Regions from separate parts of the Homo sapiens genome. Here all the other regions are linked to region 1. Evidence: chromatin contacts called from ENCODE Hi-C or POLR2A ChIA-PET data. All regions are on one chromosome and are shown on one strand. The core of a region is the stretch at or near the end of the contact, and the rest is flanking DNA. Distances in the headings are between cores, read along the strand shown.

Region 1 (3,248 bases), core at 399-2,898:
TTACCCAGCCGGGAAATGCTGGAGCTGGGAATGAAGCCCAGCTGTCTGGTTCCAGAGCCAGTGTTACATGGCTCTGACCTCCCAGGCAGTTCTTCCAGGAACCTCCCCCACTTCCCTGGGCCCTTCCCAGGTGGAACCCCTTTCTGAGCCTCCTTTTCCCATCAGCTCTGTCCTTGACAGAGGCACCCCAGACTTTCAGAGCCAAACGCGATCGTGTTGCCTACAATTGAGGAAACAGAGGCCTTGAAAGGTGTGTGACACACCTATGTCCCCCCAAATTATAAAGGTAGTTGGGGAAGAAAAAGAAGCACGTGTGTAAGAACGGGGAATATTTATGAGGTTCTCACTGCGTTCCAGGCACTGGGGACCCAGTGCAGACAGGACCTGGCCCCTGCCCAGGTGGCGATGTCAGACTGGGAGGGAAGACACATTGAAAGCCAAGAGACAAGATAAATTTCAAATTTAGCGGCAAGTGATCTTGAGAGGGCAGTAAAGGGAAGAAGGCGGGACTGGGAGGACCTTGGGAGATGCGCTTCCGTCCAGATCCTCACCTTGCTTTAGGAGGTGAGAACAGAGGCAGTCTTCCGTCCCAAAATCCTTCTCCCCACGGTTGGGAGAATAGCGCTGGTGGGTTTTTTGTTCATTTTACTTTATTTTACTTATTTTATTTATTTATGAGACGGAGTCTCGCTCTGTTGCCGAGGCTGGAGTGCAACGGCCGGATCTCGGCTCACTGCAACCTCCGCCTCCCCGATTCAAGCTATTCTCAGGCCTCAATCTCCTGAGTAGCTGGGATTACAGGTTCGTGCCACCAACGCCCGGGTAATTTTTATATTTTTAGCAGAGATGGGGTTTCACCATGTTGGCCAGGCTGGTCTCGAACTCCTGACCTCAAGTGATCCGCCCGCCTCGGCCTCCCAAAATGCTGGGATTACAGGCGTGAGCCACCGCGCCCGGCCTGTTTGTTAATCTTAAATAGAAACGGAGTCTCCTTATGTTGCCTAGGCTGGTCTCCAACTCCTAGGCTCAAGAGATCCTCCTGTCTTGGCCTCAGGAAGTGATGGGATTACAGGCATGAGGCTCCGCGCCCGGCCTGATAGGTTCTCTTATTGCCATGTTGTAGATAGAAGGGGGCCCCTGGGTTAGGCAGACACAGGTTAGGTAGTTCGTCCGGCGTCACCGGGCGGGAGCCCACCGCAGGCCCCACGAGACAAGGGCGAGCAGGTTCATCGCCTCCCGGGGAAAGGACTGGGTAGTCCCAGGCCCCACCCCTTCCTGGAACAGCAAGTTCGCTGTGGGTCCCGACCTACTGACCCAGGCGGAGGGCGGGACGCAGGGTAGCTGGGGCCGCGTAGAGAGGGAAAGAAGGTCGCGATTGGCTCGTCCCGAAAGGTGGGCGGGGCCTCCTCCGACCTGTGCGCGCGCGCCGCGGGGAGGTGTTGCCGAGGGCGGAGCGGGAGGGGGCGTGGCCCCGCGCGGGCGGCCGTTGACGGCGAGGCCCCGCCCCGGATGTCGCGTGTCGCTGAAAGGGCGGCGGCGATTGGCCGGCGCCGCGGGGGCGGGCGGGGCGGAAGGTTCTGGAGGGGGCTGGCGGGCTCTGGAAGCTTCCGCCGGACGGGTATATAGAGTCCGGGACTGGTCGGCGGCGGAGCCGGGGGACGGCGACAGCGGGTCGGCGGGCCGCAGGAGGGGGTCATGGGTAAAGACTACTACCAGACGTTGGGCCTGGCCCGCGGCGCGTCGGACGAGGAGATCAAGCGGGCCTACCGCCGCCAGGCGCTGCGCTACCACCCGGACAAGAACAAGGAGCCCGGCGCCGAGGAGAAGTTCAAGGAGATCGCTGAGGCCTACGACGTGCTCAGCGACCCGCGCAAGCGCGAGATCTTCGACCGCTACGGGGAGGAAGGTGTGTGCTCGCGGCCAGGGGCGCGGCCCCGCCTTTTGACAGACAGGGAAACTGAGGCACGCTGGCCCCTCTCGGCGGCCCCCCGGGAAGGACGCCCCGGGCCGTGGGGCCGAGCTGCCCCGCCCTCCGGCCTCGCGGGCCTCCGCCCTCGGATTGGCGGCCGCGCGGTGGGAGGAGGAGCCTTGGCCCAGCCGCTCGGCCAGAAGCTTCTAGCATGTCTGGGGCTGCCCCTCCCCGGGCGCCTCCTCCCGCGGCCCCGAGCAGCCCCGGGGTGCGGTGCATGGGGGTGGGGGAGCCGGGGGTGACGACGGGGACGGCGCGGCGGAGCCCGCTGCGGACCCGGGCTCACCTGGGCTCGGCCGCCGGGGTCCGCGGGGCGGCGCCTCCGGCTCAGCTGCGGGGCGAGGGGTTGTGAATGCAGGAGCCGACCCCGTTCGTGGGCTTGGGGGCTGGGTTGGGATAATTCCCGGGAAGTGATGACCTGGCCCCGGCAGGGCACGCAGGAGGCAGCGGCCGCCCAGGTCCGGAGAGCGGGGCCGCCTCGGAGGGTAAGGAGAGCAGGGCTTTTTGTTCCTGTGCCCGTTGATGATTCAGGCTGGCTTCTGGGCTTGATCTGGAGCTGACTTTTTGTGCAAGGATGGTGGCAGTGAATGCTAATGTGTGAGGATTTAAAAACTCCCTATTTATTTTTGTTTTTTTTTTTCTTCTCTTCCTACGCACCATTAGCCCTAAAACGTTGAGAGTAAACACTTACCGAAAGCCGACCCTGGACCATGTGTCTTTAGCCATCTCTTGGTGATGTTGCCAGGAGGATGGGTCAGTCCAGGAGTGGCAGGGCCTAGGTGGCACCTGGAGGTGAACACCTAACCGCATGAGTCCTTTTCCACTGTCAGGCTACGCGGAAATACTGTTGGTAGGGGGGCGTCTCTGCTGTTGGCAGTGAGAGGTAGAAACTTGGGGTTCTTCCTTGCTCTCCCCTGACAGACAAAAAAGTTCCTCCCCCATGGCTTCCAAGCTGTTTCCCCCTGTAAGGGAAGCTCGAGAGAGAGTCTGCTGTTCAGCCATCTGACTGCTTCTAAATCTGCTTTTCAGGCCTAAAGGGGAGTGGCCCCAGTGGCGGTAGCGGCGGTGGTGCCAATGGTACCTCTTTCAGCTACACATTCCATGGAGACCCTCATGCCATGTTTGCTGAGTTCTTCGGTGGCAGAAATCCCTTTGACACCTTTTTTGGGCAGCGGAACGGGGAGGAAGGCATGGACATTGATGACCCATTCTCTGGCTTCCCTATGGGCATGGGTGGCTTCACCAACGTGAACTTTGGCCGCTCCCGCTCTGCCCAAGA
Region 2 (3,248 bases), core at 473-2,972, 8.5 Mb after region 1:
CGCTCTCTTTTAGATCATACTCAAAAAGGTGCAGAGCTGGGACTCCAACCTAGGTAAGACCTGAAACACAAGGTCCCAGGCAGAGAGACGACCAAGTGCAAAGACCCTTAGGTTGGAATGAGCTTGTGCTCCAAGGATGGAAAGACCCACGCGGCTGAACAGCAATGAGCAAGGGGGAACAAAGCAGGGCATGGGAGCCAAGTTCAGGGGACTTCATAAACCTGAATACAAGGTTTAGGATATTCCAAGTTCAGCTGAGAGCCCTCTGGAAGCACTGAGTGGCCTTGATATTTCCATTTTCAGTCTATGTGTATATATATATATATACACACACACACATATATATGCACACGTGTATGTATATATCTGTGTGTATATATATAGATAAAAACAAAGTATATATGTGTATATATATGGGGGAGGTTCTTGCTGTGTCCCTAGGATGGTGGCAGTGGCACTGTCACAGCTCACTGCAGCCTCAACCTCCTGGGCTCAAGTGATCCTCCTGCCTCAGCCTCCCAAGTAGCTGGGACCACAGGCTTGCACCACCACATCCGGGTAATTTTTGTGTTTTTGTAGAGATGGGGTCTTGCTCTGTTGCCTAGGCTGGTTTTGAACTGAGCTCAAGCGATCCTCCCACCTTGGCCTCCCGCAGTGCTGGGATTCCAGGGGTGAGCTACCGCGTCTGGCTGATTATATTTTTCAAAGACTCCTCAGCCTGCGGCCATGTGCAGAACCAAGCCTGGGGCTTCAAAAGAATGCAGCAAAGGATAGCAGAGAGGCCGCTGTCCAAGTCTTCCATGAGATAGATACGGACGATGTGGCCTAGGGTGGTGACAGCCTGGGGGTGACAATGGGTGGCTCTGGGCTGTATTTTGGAGGCAAGGCCAAGTCCGAAGGATTTGCTGAGAGATTCATAGCAGGTGAGTAGAGAACAACTCCAGGGTGTCCAGGACCCTCCCATGAGCCTTGTGAGTGAGGCTGATGGTCCCATTTTACAGATGGGTAACCTGGAGGCGCGCGGTTCCCCTCCCATGAGCTTGTGAAGTTGATTCTCGTAGCTCCGAGGGGTCGAGTCCCTCGCGCCGGCTCCCCCCGCCCCCAACGCCAGCACCTGGGTCCCAGGGCTGCGCCCCCTCCTAGAGCCTGACCACGACCCCCGCCCCCGCCGATGAGCTCTGATTTACCCCCCAATCCCAAGCACCCCGCGCCCTCTCGCCACTTCCCCCGTGGTTTCAGGAAAGCGTTTGCCGAAGGTACCGGCTCCTAAGGCGGGTAAACTGAGGTAGGAGGCAACGCGTCTCCCGCCCGCGCGTGTGGGAAGCCCCCGCAGGCCCGGCGATTTACCTGGAGGAAGGCCTCGGCTGCGGCGCCCTGAACTGCTCACTGTCCCACCGCGGGGGAACCCCGGAAAACGAGTGGGAAAACGAGTGCTTCAAGACCCGCCTCGGGCCGCGCGGTGCCGCCTCACTAAACCTTAGTCGCTGCCACTGCGCATGCGCCCTTCCCGGCCCTTTCCCCGCCCTCTCAGTCGGCGGGAAAAGGAGGCGGGAGATGGCTCGTGCGCAGGTGCGTGCTAGGAGCGCGGCTCGTCAGGGCAGGCTGCTCTGCAGGGCAGGCGATCCGGGGCTCGCCTCCGCGCGGCATTCAGCGCGCAGGCGCGAGCTGGCCGCCTCACACGGAGTCGGCTTGTTAAGTGCGCACGCGCGGGAGTTTCTGGCAGAAAGCAGGCGAGCCTGGGCCGGCGCGGGGCCTTGTGGGAGGGCTTAAGGAAGTAAAATGGCGGACCTGGCGAACGAAGGTAGGGGAGGCGCCGTTGGGGACCGGCTGGCGGCCGGGGAACGGGCGGCGGGAGGACTAGGGGCCACAAGCCCTTGGGGGGAGCACCGCAGAGTGCAAGGGTTTCGTCCGCTCCAGGCTAGCGCCGTGGCGGGCCTTGCAGCCGCCCCCTATTGCGTCCCCTCAGGCCGGGCTCACCGGCCCGGCCCATCACTCCCGGCAACCCCAGCCACTGCAGCCGTCTGGCTAGAGGAGCCGGGTGGCCATCGGGATCGCAGCCCTAAGGCCCCTCTGCGTCGCAGCCAAGCTCGGGGCTGAAGGGGGCGGGAGGCGCGGCCCCAGTGCTTCGGCCACGGATGTAAATAGACCTTAGGGCCTGGTTGTGGCCCGGAGCGCGCCACGCTCCCTCCCCGCCCCCTCGTCCTCCGCCACCCGGCATCTCCCCTTCCCCGGCCTGGCTGCCTATCTCCTAAGCCCGTGAGGCCCTCGTCCTCCGCGGGCCAGCCGCACACCGCGGACGGAGGAAGCCCAGGCCGTTTTCACCCCGTCCCCGCCCCGAACTTCGGCCCCCACTTCCCGCCAGTTCCCCCCGGATCCTTCGGGGCGCTTCGTCTCCCCCTCATTTAGGCCCCGCCGCAGGATCTGGGCCGCCGAAAACCCTGGCTGCTCTTTGGCCCTTTTTGCTGCACTTCCAGACAAGAGACCGTGCGAGTCCCTCCTCTGTGGAGCGCTGACAGCCCACCTGAGTGTTTTTGACAAGGTTACACTTCCAGATCCCCCGAGAAGGCACCATAAGGCTGATGTCTGCTTCCATCCATAGTCGTGTTGCCATCGCTGTAGCTTCAAGACTTCTGAGGCCTATTTTTAGCTCCCCCCCTTTTCTAGTTGCACAAATGCAGGCAAGCTCTCTACCTGTCTGGCTCTGATTCCCCCATTCGGTGCTCCCTGTGACTGGAGGGTTTTCCCTACCGAATTGCAGTAATGAATGAATGATGATAGGAAGTGCTTGGTCTTGTGGAGCATTTAGGGTAGTTACCAGGTGTGGTGCAAAGTCTTGACATACTGTTTTCCCTGGTAGGAGGTATAGATACTGTTAGCCCCATTCACTTGATGAGGAGACTGAGTCAACGTGGTTAAGTCGCTTATCCAAGGCGTGTCACACAGCTGGGAAGGAGCAGGGATGTGAACCAAGATGGCCTGGCTTCAGATGCCAGACCACGGGTGCTCAGTCCCTGCAGATTCTGATTCTGTGTGGTGTTGGGCGGGCGCTGGGCATCTGTACAGGCAGCAGCACAGGTTCTCTCCCTGATTCTTGGCCATTTTATTCTATTTTATTTTTTGGGACGGAGTCTAGCTCTGTAGCCAGGCTGGAGTGCAGTGGCGCCATCTCGGCTCACTGCAATCTCCGCCTCCCGGGTTCAGGTGATTCTCCTGCCTCAGCCTCCCGAGTAGCTGGGATTACAGGCGCG
Region 3 (3,248 bases), core at 399-2,898, 6.1 Mb after region 1:
CCTGCCACGAGGGGCGAGACCTTGGGCCGGGCACCTGCTGACCACAGAGCCTCACCCACCAGTGACATTATCAACCTGTGTGCAGCTGCCAGAGCCCTCAGTGCCACAGGACGACTCTAGGCCCTTGTAGAGGCACTTCCTCTCCCTCCCCCCGGAAGGCTTTCGCCACACGGACAGCCCAGGTGGGGAGACCTCTGCCTCATTCCCCACAATCAGAAGACGCTGGATGAGACCAGACACAAGGCCCAGCTAGGCCTGGTGCAAGCCACAGAGCACACTCGGAGGAACGGCTCAGCGAGGTGAGGATACCAACAGCTGATGTGCGACGCAGGCCCTCATAGAGCAGGCCGCAGGGTGAAGGCACCTTGGATCCAGGGGTTAGCCCTCAAGGGCTGCCATTGTCAGCCAGGGAGCCCAGCAACCAGGGCAGACCACTAGGCCAAAGTGTAGCTGGGCACAGAAGGCTCAGCTGAGAAACAAGGGACTCCGGCTTCCTCCAGCTGTCCCTAAATGGGCAATGGCTGCCTGATCTACCTAGGCCTTATGTGATGCTCCTAGAGCCCCCTCAGTCCCTCGGGCGGGGAAGACCCTCCAGCAGGCTGGCTGGGGCCCCGGCCATCAGTGCGCACGTGTTGGAAGAAGTTGGTCCAACAACCCAAAGTCCCAGATGCTGGCCACAAGCCCCCTAAGACACGCTTCCTAAGTGGTAAGGCCTACAGGTGGCCTGGGCTCAATCGGGTTCCAACACTTATAAACTGTGTCTTTGTCACTCTGGGCCTCAGTTTCCCAACGTGTAAAAAGAGAGGCTGGTTAGTATCAACCTCAAAGGGCTGCAGTGAGGATTTTAGTTAATTCGGGTAAAGTGCTCAGAAAAGTGCAAGTACTGGCTTAGCACTGTTGAGAGTTCTGAGTGAAGAGATGGAATTCTTGCTGCACACACGGGTGCCTTTCCACTCAATCCCAGCTTTGCACCCCAATCCAAGGCTCCCACCACCACACACCTCACCCCCAGGCCCTCATCTCGGCCCAGCCCCCATTGCCTGCCCCGCCTCTCCCGGGCCCCACCCCCAAACACGCTGCCCCAATCAGGACAAGCCTCGTGAGAGCCCCGCCTCCGTTTGCCCAGGCCCAACCCACCTATTGGTCACGCCCATCACGCCTTAGCCCCGCCCCTAAAAACCCCGCCCCCATCCCGAATCACGCTTTCAGCCCAGCCCGGCCCGCCAAATCTTGGGAAAGCTCCACCCCCTGCGGAGGCCCCGCCCTAACAGCCTCTCCCACCGCTCCGGGCCCCACCCCCTCTAGGCTCTGGCCCCGCCCCGGCGCGTCCTAGGTCCCCCAGGTCTCTCCGGGCCTCCGGCTCCGTATAGCCGCGCATCCTAGCCCGAAGCTGATGCTGCCCGGTCGGCTCCGGCCTTCCCGGCTGCCTGACCCGCCGGGCCCCAAGCCCCGGGCTCCGGCCTGGGCCCAGCGGCCTGGAGCGCGGCCTTGGCCCGTCTGCCCGCCGCCTCGCCGCCACGACTTCGCCCGTCTGTGCCCCACCGGCCGCACCTTTGAATAGGTAGTCGTACTCGTCGTCCCGGGTCCCCATTGTCCTGGCGCTTCCGGCGGGATCGGCGACTCCGCAGCCCCACCACAAACACCCGACGGGGGCGGAGCCGGCGCCGCGCAGAGCGGCGGTTGAATGGCCTATCAGCGGCGAGTGGAGTAGCGACGGGCACCCAGCGAAGCCAATCAGAGATGGAAGTAGTGCTCTGAGGGTGGGCGCCGCTTGGTACCACCCTCCTCGCCCTCGGTGTCCTGGAGAAAGGCGGAAGGAATGCGGACCTTTTTGAAGTGACGGACGCGCCAGCCTATCAGGGGCGAGCTCAAGAGGGCGGGGCGGAAGACTGCAGGAATGAAATGGATTGACAGACCAAATAACTAATGAGAGGCTTGATTGAGAACCTACCCGACTATCAGAGGACCTGTCCGGGAAGAGAAATGGGGCTACGTCCAGGTAATGCTACGATGCTTAACGTCCCGATGACGTCATAGGTCAGCGCGCGCTGCCCTGGTCGCCCCCCAAGCCCATAAATGACCATTTCCGGGGACCTCAGCGCTGGGTCCCCTTTCTCGGTTGCAGTCTCCATCTCTATATTGGGACTCACTGGGTTATCCTTCTGTGCCTCAGTTTCCTCCTCTGTAAACTGAAGAAACCCGTCTCATGGAATCTTTTGAAAATAACCAGATCAGCCAGGCGCGGTGGCTCACGCCTGTAATTCCAGGACTTTGGGAGGCCGAGGCTGGCGGATCACGAGGTCAGGAGTTCGAGACCAGCCTGACCAACATGGTGAAACCCCGTTTCTACTAAAAATACAAAAATTAGTCGGGCGTGGTCGCTGGTGCCTGTAAACCCAGCTACTCAGGAGGTTGAGGCAGGAGAATCGCTTGAACCTGGGAGGTGGAGGTTGCAGTGAGCCGAGATTGCACCAAGTGTGAATCAACCGTCCACTTTCTGCTATTCTTTGTTAAATAAATACTTTTAAATCCTTACTGGATACCAATGCTCTCCAACAGGACCTCCTACCACTACCCCTCTTTTGTCCTATATTTTGCCACATAGGTAAAATATAAAAATAGGTAATATAGAAAATAAAACACATACTGCTGTATTGTCAGGTAGTGATAGGATTTATCACTACCTGACAATACAGTATGTGTTTGTTTTATATATTTAGGGTGTACAGCGTGTGTTTTGATACACATGTACCCAGTGAAATAATAATTATGACAGTTTTTTTTTTTTTTTTTGAGACGGAGTTTTGCTGTCGTTGCCCAGGCTGAAGTGCAATGGTGTGCTCTCGGCTCACTGCAGCCTCTGCCTCCCGGGTTCAAGCGATTCTCATGCCTCAGCCTCCCGAATAGCTGGGATTACAGGCATGCACCACCATGCTTGGCTAATTTTTTTGTATTTTTAGTAGAGACGGGGTTTCTCCATGTTGGTCAGGCTGATCTCGAACTCCTGACCTCAGGTGATTCGCCCACCTTGGCCTCCCAAAGTGCTGGGATTACAGGCATTTTCACCACACATGGCCAATTATGAGAGTTAAGCAATTAACCTATCCATTGCCTTCCATAATTAACTGTGTGTGTAGTGAGAGTATCTAAAATGTACTTTCTTGGCAAATTTTCAATATACTATGCAAAATTATTAACACAAAGTATACGTTACTTTTTGTTTGTTTGTTTTGGCTGGCTGCGGTGGC

Evidence for each region. Hi-C counts contacts between places; a loop is a spot of excess contacts on that map. ChIA-PET counts read pairs that join two places held with the same protein, here RNA polymerase II (POLR2A). Pooled maps may share reads with other maps.
Region 2: a loop to region 1 is called in a pooled map, with 4 times the contacts of the local background. The contact joins the promoter of RANBP3 here to the promoter of DNAJB1 in region 1. A Hi-C loop is called at or near these places in 1 of 50 pooled maps. POLR2A ChIA-PET finds 5 or more read pairs at or near these places in 3 of 52 experiments (AG04449, T-cell and activated T-cell).
Region 3: a loop to region 1 is called in a pooled map, with 9 times the contacts of the local background. The contact joins the promoter of RAB11B here to the promoter of DNAJB1 in region 1. A Hi-C loop is called at or near these places in 1 of 50 pooled maps. POLR2A ChIA-PET finds 5 or more read pairs at or near these places in 2 of 52 experiments (CD4-positive, alpha-beta T cell and endothelial cell of umbilical vein).

The regions. Positions count from the first base shown.
Region 1 is chr19:14,516,797-14,520,044 of GRCh38, reverse strand. It overlaps DNAJB1 (DnaJ heat shock protein family (Hsp40) member B1), which reads left to right and starts at 1,648. Exons shown (of 3, transcript NM_006145.3): 1 at 1,648-1,906; 2 at 2,999-3,248. The coding sequence starts at 1,696. RefSeq lists an enhancer at 1-354 and silencers at 1,267-1,586, 1,797-2,366.
Region 2 is chr19:5,976,614-5,979,861 of GRCh38, reverse strand. It overlaps RANBP3 (RAN binding protein 3), which reads left to right and starts at 1,722. Exons shown (of 17, transcript NM_007322.3): 1 at 1,722-1,801. The coding sequence starts at 1,780. It overlaps RANBP3-DT (RANBP3 divergent transcript), which reads right to left and starts at 1,459. Exons shown (of 4, transcript NR_046376.1): 1 at 1,348-1,459. RefSeq lists silencers at 1,329-1,378, 1,429-1,598, 1,829-1,938.
Region 3 is chr19:8,388,760-8,392,007 of GRCh38, reverse strand. It overlaps RAB11B (RAB11B, member RAS oncogene family), which reads right to left and starts at 1,648. Exons shown (of 5, transcript NM_004218.4): 1 at 1,552-1,648. The coding sequence starts at 1,591. It overlaps RAB11B-AS1 (RAB11B antisense RNA 1), which reads left to right and starts at 1,317. Exons shown (of 3, transcript NR_038237.1): 1 at 1,317-1,999. MIR4999 (microRNA 4999) reads left to right here and starts at 2,628; the gene lies at 2,628-2,718. RefSeq lists silencers at 1,256-1,515, 1,735-2,016 and an enhancer at 1,786-1,985.